Linked DNA regions of Homo sapiens: region 1 is linked to region 2. A link is an interaction called in ENCODE POLR2A ChIA-PET data of the cell type or tissue named here. Cell type or tissue: PC-9. All regions are shown on one strand.

The links. Peaks named below come from ENCODE experiments on the same cell type or tissue, not always from the same donor. Only the 100,000 strongest peaks of a DNase experiment are listed, where the experiment ranks them.
Region 1: POLR2A ChIA-PET joins it to region 2 with 12 read pairs; 3 of 35 experiments call an interaction of 5 or more read pairs at or near these places.

Annotation. Positions count from the first base shown.
Region 1 is chr9:133,871,932-133,875,931 of GRCh38, forward strand. The region is part of intron 2 of VAV2 (vav guanine nucleotide exchange factor 2); the gene reads right to left. Among named protein-coding and RNA genes, the nearest start is that of VAV2, 120 kb to the right of the region's middle. RefSeq lists enhancers at 19-519, 520-1,020, 2,017-3,216. In PC-9, no CTCF peak of the experiment used is centred here; DNase peaks (open chromatin) are centred at 1,670, 2,490 and 2,580; H3K4me3 peaks cover 1,037 bases; H3K27ac peaks cover 3,987 bases.
Region 2 is chr9:133,791,280-133,795,279 of GRCh38, forward strand. VAV2 (vav guanine nucleotide exchange factor 2) reads right to left here. Exons shown (of 30, transcript NM_001134398.2): 13 at 504-590. Among named protein-coding and RNA genes, the nearest start is that of SARDH, 55 kb to the left of the region's middle. RefSeq lists an enhancer at 1,740-1,789. In PC-9, CTCF peaks have their summits at 1,859 (motif pointing right) and 2,058; no DNase peak of the experiment used is centred here.

The DNA.
Region 1 (4,000 bases), 81 kb after region 2:
ACCCTGGCTCCATGGGGTCATCGCTCCACCCTTCCTCTGAGTGTCTGCCCCACTGGGAATGAAATGTTGGGATTCTAGTCTGGAAGGTTCTCCCAGCTGGAATCACATCCAGGACTCTCAGGCACTGGCACAGAGGGCAGACCTGAAAATCCTTGTGAGCTCCTCAAGGGGGTGGCTGAGAAGCCCCCAGAGATGGCATAGCTGTGAACGGGACACTGGCCAGGGCCAGGGATGTGGGGAGACTGATCGTATGTGAACCAGGGCGTCAGTGACCTGGCCGACCCCAAGAGGGAAGAGAAGAAAGGGGCAGGGGCAGGGGCCAGCCCCAAAGAAAACTGCAAGCCCTGGCTTCCTCCCTGCATGCTCGGCTCCCAGCACCCACGTCCTCCATGTTTCCATGGCTGTGCTGGGTGGGTGACTGCGAGTCTAACTTCCCCCTCTTCTCTGCCATGGTGTGGCCAGGCTAGAGGAAAAGGGCTGATGGCGTCCTCACTCCGCGCACCGTCTTTTCCCCACTGCAGTCAGCTACACTGGCCCAGCTGCCCCAACCAGCATGTGGGGGCACAGCCTCTCCTCGGCTTGAAGGGTCGGGGTCCTAGGCCCAGTTCCCGACACCTCCAGAGGAAACCCAAAGCCTGGAGCAGAGGCAGGAAGGCTGGCAGGGAAGCCCCGGGGGTCAGAGTCGCTTTGTGCACCTTGGGACCCGGGGAGAGAAGAGGCTGGAAGGGAGAAGTGGGCCCAGGTGGCCTCCTGGAGCACAGGAGGAGGCGTAAGCTGGTGGAGTATCCGGGGCAGCACGTCCTCTCCAGGCGGCCACTCCAACCATGGGGCTCTGGGAGCTTCTTGACTAAGACAGAGTCTACCGCTCAAGAAGCGGGGCAGATGGGTGGACAGAAAAGCACACAAGGGGGTGGCTCACGCCTGTAATCCTAGCACTCTGGGAGGCAGAGGCAGGCAGATCACTTGAAGCTAGAAGTTCTAGACCAGCCTGGGCAACGTGGTGAAACCCCATCTCTACTAAAAATACAAAAATTAGCCAGGTGTGGTGGTGTGCACCTGTAATCTCAGCTACTTGGGAGGCTGGGGCAGAAGAATTGCTTGAACCCAGGAGGCGGAGGTTGCAGTGAGCCAAGCTTGAGCCACTGCACTCCAGCCTGGGCGACAGAGGGAGGGGGCGGGGGGGTGGGGGAGGGAGGAAGGAAGACAGGAAAACACACAACAGCAACTGGGCTCACATGTTAGCTGAGTGCCTGCTCTGTGCTGGGCATGTGAGGGAAGCTGCAATTTAATCTGAGATCCTGAGCAAAACAGTACAGAGGCTCAGACCAGGACATTACGCCAGAGCTGGGATCAAGTCCTAAGCCTGCCACGGACGATCTCAGCCACTCCTCTCTGGGCCTCGGTTTCCCTGTGTGTGGAATAAGGAAACCGCAAGACATACAGATGGCAAAGGGCGTCCTGCCACACTCCCAGTCCCACTGTGCTCACGGTGGAGTCACTAGCTGGTCACCATGCCCCTGCTGAAGACACTGGCCTCTGCAGCTGTCTCTGCACAGTGCTCCGGGCAGACGCTGCCTGTGAAAGCAATCAGCACCCAAGACAGGAGCGGCACTGCCCTGGGAAACGCCTGGACCAATAGCCTCAGGTCCCCTGAACACTGACTGCCCACTGTTCCTAATGCCAGCACGGAAGCCCTGTGTCCCAGGGCTGGGCAAGCTGCATGAGGCAGCTGCATCAGGCGGCAGCTGCTCCCCACCAGGAAACTCTACAGGAATCAGTCGGGGGTCAGGGGCTGTTGGGGGGAATTTCCCGTCCTTCATGGAAGCAGCTTAGCAGCCATCTGGTCCAAATTCTCCAATTTTGAGATGGGAAACCTAAAACCCAGCTGGGAAGATGCAAGAGCTTCACAAGCCCACCCAGCAACTTCCAGGCAGGGCCCAGCCTAGAACGAGGGGTTCCTGTTTGGAGCCTGAGGCTCGTCTCTCCCAGACACGGCGTCCTCCAGGACAGCTAACCACCGTCTAGGCCTCCTGCCTGCCAGATCTTTCCCAGGTTTATTTCATTTTATTCCCTCAAAACCCCCCACGAGATGGTTCTGTGGCTCTCCCCTTTCTGAGGAGGAGTCACCGGGGCTGGGGCAGACAGCTGGTGCCTCTGGCAGCAGAGCCCGGCTCTCCACGCCGCCCTGCCCTGGAGGGCCGGCTATCCATCCTGGATTTGAAGCTGAGGGACAAACCACAGCCTCCAGGCATGAAAGCAAGGTTTCTGAGTGGGGGCCTGCAGCCTGCAAGGCCAGTAAACCTGTCCCAGCAAGACTGGCTGGGCAGGCTGGGCCACTCACTGTCTGCGAATGCTGCTCTCTCATTCCCAGAGACACTCCCCAGCCCCTCCTGGGCATCACTCAGCGCTGCTGTGGCTGCAGGAGCCAGGCACAGATGGCGCCTCCCTCCCCTGTCCACCAGGAAAAAGCGGGGATAAAGGTGGGTTCCAGTGTGGGAGGCATCCCAGACCCAGGCTGCAGACGAGCCGCATCAGTCCCTCTTTAATCAGAGGCAAGGCCGGAGACCATGACACAGATCTGCTGCCTAGCGCGTGAGTCACTGCCTCCAAGGTACAAGAATCCCACAGGAAGCTCAAGGTACCCGCCCAGACCTTGAGGCCAAGGTGGGGTTATGGGAACAGCACCTCAAGGGCAGGAGGGAGGGGTTCTGGCCTCCCCCACACCACCCCACTCTCTACACAGATGTCTTGCCCCCTCCAAGAACCTCCTGCGCTGCTTCTTCCTTGGACCCTTCCCTCTTCCCAGAGGTGGAGACAGTGAACCAAGGGGCTGGAACACAGGCGTCTACACAGGCAGATTCCCATGTGGGACCCTAGGATCCATCTCCCTCCCCAGCCCACAACTGCAGACTGTCCAGGCAGGAAGTGGGGCGTGGAGGCCTCATGGAGCCAGGCGCTGTGCATGGTCCGAGCTGCAAGAGGCCTTGGGGGAAACATGCGTCCAGAACCCTCACCTTACACACAGAGAAGACGGGTCTAGAAATGGGTGCGTCTCATCCAAGGCCCCATAGCCAGTCGGGGCAGAGCAGCCCCAGAAAGAACAAGGGTGGGAATGAGGACGGTCACCATAAAAACAGAATCACAGGCTCTCCCGCTGCAGACCCCAGACTGAGCGCTTCACGGGATCACCTGCGTTTCTTTCACTGCCCCCAAGCTCTGAACTCTCACCACGCTCAGGTCACGTGTGTGCAAGCCGGGGCTCAGGAGGTCACTCAGGGTGGGCTGGGAACCCGGGTTCACAGGGCCAGAGCCGAGTGCCGAACCCTCCGTGCCAAGGCCAGACCCAGTCCCCAGCCACTGCCTGGCCTGGCTTCACAGAGCCAACTGCCCCCACCACACAGCCCAGCGCCACAGCCCCGGGGAGCTATCCACAGCTGATGGGAACAGGCCACCCTTCTGCCGGCTAAGGAGCTCATCAGGCAGAGGGCAGGCCCTGAGCAGGCAGAGGGGGCCCCACAGACAAAAGGCAGGCTCTGGGCAACCCAGAATTGTAGTCAGAGAGTCTGAGCAGCTCGAAGTGAGGGCTGCCTGGAGGAGGCGCAGGCCTATGATAAAGTAGCAAAGAAACAGGCGATCCCCTTGGAGGCACAGACTGCCCGGCACTGCAGCGCACGGCAGGACTGACCCTGCCAGTCCCTTCAAAAGCTCAGCTACCAACTGCCCTGCGCCAGGACCTGCTGAGAAACACCGCAGGAACACACGCGAGGCCCCCGCTCCAGTCCCCTCTAGCACAAGAGGCTATAGAATGAATTGACGTTTGTGATGGCTAATGTGGCTAATGCTACGGCACCATCCTGCCTGGGCTAAGGGGTACCCAGAGGGCAGGTAGGACATTACCTCCGGAGTGGCTGGGCAGCATTTCCAGAGGAGACCAGCATCTGAGTCGGCAGCCGAGTATAGCAGACGCCTCCCGTGCCCTCGGGCCTCACCCAACTGCGGG
Region 2 (4,000 bases):
GGTGGCAGCCCTGCCTGATGGGGTCCGAGGAGCAGAGGCGACTGCCGGCCCCACCGAGCCTGGGCCCAAACCCTGTCCATTGCCCCTGGAGGGGAGAGTCAAGGTGAGGGTGGGCCAGGGGTCCACGAACCAGGGGGCGTCTCCTGCCCCTGGGAGACACAGTTCTCCTCTTGGACTTGAAGGGGTCTTCTGTCTAGGCTTGGGGGAGAAGGGGGGCTGGGCAATGAATACAGTCCCTCCCCTGTCCCCTCCCCTCCCCGTCCCCCTCCCCCCGAGCACAGGCAGTCTTCAGTGCACAGGGCACTTGGGTTGGCTGTCGTGGGCAAGGAAGCGTGGATGCTGGGGGTCTGAGATCAAACTCAGAAGTTGCCGGGCACCAGCCTCTCAACAGGCAGCCATGGTGTGGCTGCCCATGGAGCTCACTCAATACTGGGGCTGTGAACGTGACTTTATAGGTACGTCCTCATCGACCTTCCCTAGCCTGAAGAGTCAGTCTCACTCACCAAATTTTCTATAGAACTCTGAAATTCGCTGATTTTCCTCAAGGTCTCCTTGTCCCGTTTAACTTCATTGATGTACATCGCCAAGTCCTTGAAAACAAGAGGCAGAGGTGAGCGGGCTGTGCTGGGTGGGGTGTGTGTGACTGTGTGTGTAAGCAGGCTGTACTGGGTGGGGTGTGTGTGCATGTGAGCGGGCTGTGCTGGGTGGGGGGTGTGTGACTGTGTGTGAATGAGCTGTGCTGGGTGGGGTGTGTGTGTGTGAGCATGTGTGAGCGGACTGTGCTGTGGTGTGTGTGTGTGAGACAGCATGTGTGTGTGAGCGGGCTGTACTGTGTGGGGTGTGTGTGAGCGGGTTGTGCTGGGTGGGGTGTGTGTGACTGTGTGTGTGTAAGCGGGCTGTACTGGGTGGGGTGTGTGTGACTGTGTGTGTGAGCTGGTTGTGCTGGTTGGGGTGTGTGTGACTGTGTGTATAAGCGGGCTGTACTGGGTGGGGTGTGTGGTATGTGAGCGAGCTGTGCTGGGTGGGGTATGTGTGTGTGATTGTGTGTATGTGTGAGTGAGCTGTGCTGGGTGGGGTGCATGTGTGTGTGTGTGTGAGCGGGCTGTGCTGTGGTGTGTATGTGTATGAGTGATTGTGTGAGAACATGTGTGTCTGAGTGGGCTGTACTGGGTAGGGTGTGTGTGATTGTGTGTGTGATTGTGTGAGCAGGTTATGCTGAGTGGGGTGCGTGTGATTGGGTGTGTGTTATTGTGTGTGTGTATGTGAGCAGGTTGTGCCGGGTGGGGTGTGTCTGACTGTGTGGTTGTGTGTGTGAGCAAGCTGTGCTGTGCAGGGTGTGTGTGTGTGAGCGTGTGTGTGCATGCACGCACATACATGCAGGAGCTCAGCCCCCAAGGGACCCCCCCCCCCACCCCCCACCCAGCATCCAGGCACCGGGCGTTTCTGGACCTTCTTCCTCCATCCTGCCGGGGAGGCCGCCCTCGAGACAGGAGGGCTGAAAAACATCACCTCTGCATGACAGATGAGGAAACTGAGGCAGGAAAGGGAACACACTGACCGAGAGCCACACCTCGTCAGTGATGATGCCAAGAGCCCCAAACTCCTGGCTGGTGCCACTTCTTTCTACCCCATCACGTGGTCCCTCTTAAACATCCTAATAGAGGGAAGCAGCCCTGTGTGTGGGAGCCACATCAGGCCACATAAGAGCCACCTAGACTTGGGCTGACCTATGTCCCTGTTCTTGGGAAGCTTCCCCCTCCCCAGCCTCTCTAAGCCACAGCCTCCCCTTGGAGCCTGGACAGAATGAGGGGTCAGGAAGTCCCTCTCTCCACGGGTCTGGCCACCCCCACTCCGGCGCCTGCCTGCCGTGCTGCAATCCTCGTGCTGGCCACCAGAGAGCAGTGCCCACTTCAGTCCAGAAAACGCAGTGTCCAGACCTGGCCCACAGCGGAACCCAAGGGAGCCGGCCACGTGGGCGGTCCTGGCCCTGCCCCCCGAGAGCAGCGGGTGGAATTCCCCAAAATGCAAGTGACCAGCCAGGGCCAGAGCCAGAGCCAGAGCCAGGTCTTCAGCAGGTTCCCATCCCTCCCGCCCTTCCTCGTTCCTAGAAGACCTCACCATTGGCTCCCCACCCACCCCGCAGGAGGGAACTTCCTGGGGAGGCTGCAGCACGCTGTCTGAAAGGGGTGTTCCGTTTTCTTGTCGTTGTCCACTTGCCTTTAAAATAAGGAATAAATTCCCAGAGACAAGGACCCCAGTAGCAAGTCTGGAGCTCAGGACCACCCCCCTCCCAAAGGCAGAAACATTACAACTGTGACCACCGCGGCCCCTGCGTGCACCTGGCCCAATGCCTGGCATGAAATAGGAACAGATGGAAGTTGCCCGAATGAATGAGCAGGTGAGGGAAATGTCTGTACTTTGATACAGAGGCAGGACTGCAGTCAGCTCATGGAGCTTGGACCTAAAACCGCAATTCCCTTGGAGACAAACCTCAGGCCCACAGCGGCACGGGGGCTGATTCTCAAAGACGCTGCCGTACAAGGAGTGAGCCCTCAGTCCCTAGGGGAAATCAAGCCCAGGTACAGCGACGACTCCCATAGTGGCTGCATGAATGACTTCCTATATAAATTGGGAATGGATCAAAAGACTTCTAAAATCCCCCCAGCCCTGAAGTTTCATGATGAGGTTCGGTGGCTCTCAGAAAGGCAGACGCACACCCGCAAGTCACCGAGTACTTTGTGCAGCACCGTGAGCTACACTCCTGGGAAACCATCCCGTCGAGGGGCTCAGAGCCACTCGCCAGCCAGACACCGAGTGCTGAGAGTATGAAACGCAAGACCACACTCAGGGCCCGGGTGCACGGCCCACTGCACCTGCTGTCACTGTCTCAGAGCCCCCGAGGACGCATCCACGCTGGCTCACACACCGTGGCTCACAGCAGACAGGCCAGAGCAGGTGTTGGAGAGGGGCGGCTTGGGGGCTGCAGAGCTGACACCGAGAAAGTTCTGTCAGCCCGTCATGGCAGGAGGCTTTCCTGGAGCATTCCTCAGGGTGCTCGCTGCCCAGTGCAGCCGAGCGGGAATCTGAAGGTCTCTGGGACCACCTCCCGTGCCCACACACGAGTGCCCACAGGATTTGGAGTAAATTTCTCCCCGAGCACAAGCCCTGCTCAGAGAACCTCTTAGCACCGGCGGCCAAGCACTGGCCCCACTCCCGTCCCAGCCCAACAGCAGCTATAGACAGAGACAGATTACAGCCCCTCCCCCACCCAGAGGGAGCTCCTTAAATGAGGTACCTGGGAAAGGAAAAGGGGGCCCAAAGCCCAGGGGGGCTGCCCAGAGGGCAGGGGCCAGGTGTCAGAGGGCAGGACTGCAGCCCTGAGGGGGGCTGGCAGAGGTGTCCTGTGCTCCCGACGAGGGAGATGTGGGGGGGGTCGTCATCCCTCCACCCAGATGCAGCTGGAGGGGACCTACCACATGCCAGGTGCTGTGCCTGGCCTGGGGACACAGGTGACTATGGCTGACACATGCCTGGCTGGGAAGGAGATGGCACGAACAAGTGTGTCCAGGAGGAAGAGTGCCACCCACGAGGAAGCCAGTTCCCTGAGGACAGAACCCAGTGGGGGGCGATCCTCCCTGGAAAACGTTCTGTCCACAGTGAAGGCAGGATGAGCAGGACGTGGCCAGGTGACGAGGAGGAGGGTGCACCTGAGCCAACACCCGGAGCCGGGGAAGTGCAGGGCACGTGCAGGAGCCTGGGAGGGATCAAACCTGCCTGGAACTGTGCTGAACACAGCTGCGACATCAGGGGCAAGTATCCTGCAGAAGGCCGGGAGTGCCAGAGTGAGGAGCCCATGCCTGCTTCATGGGCAGAGGGAGCCACGGAAGGTTTCTGAGCAAGGGAGTGGCATGAGCTGAGCTCACCCGGACAAGGGGAGAGAGGGAGGCATGGCTGGCTGGGGGCCCTCGAAACAGCCAGGAGCGAAGGAGCTCCCCAGGCA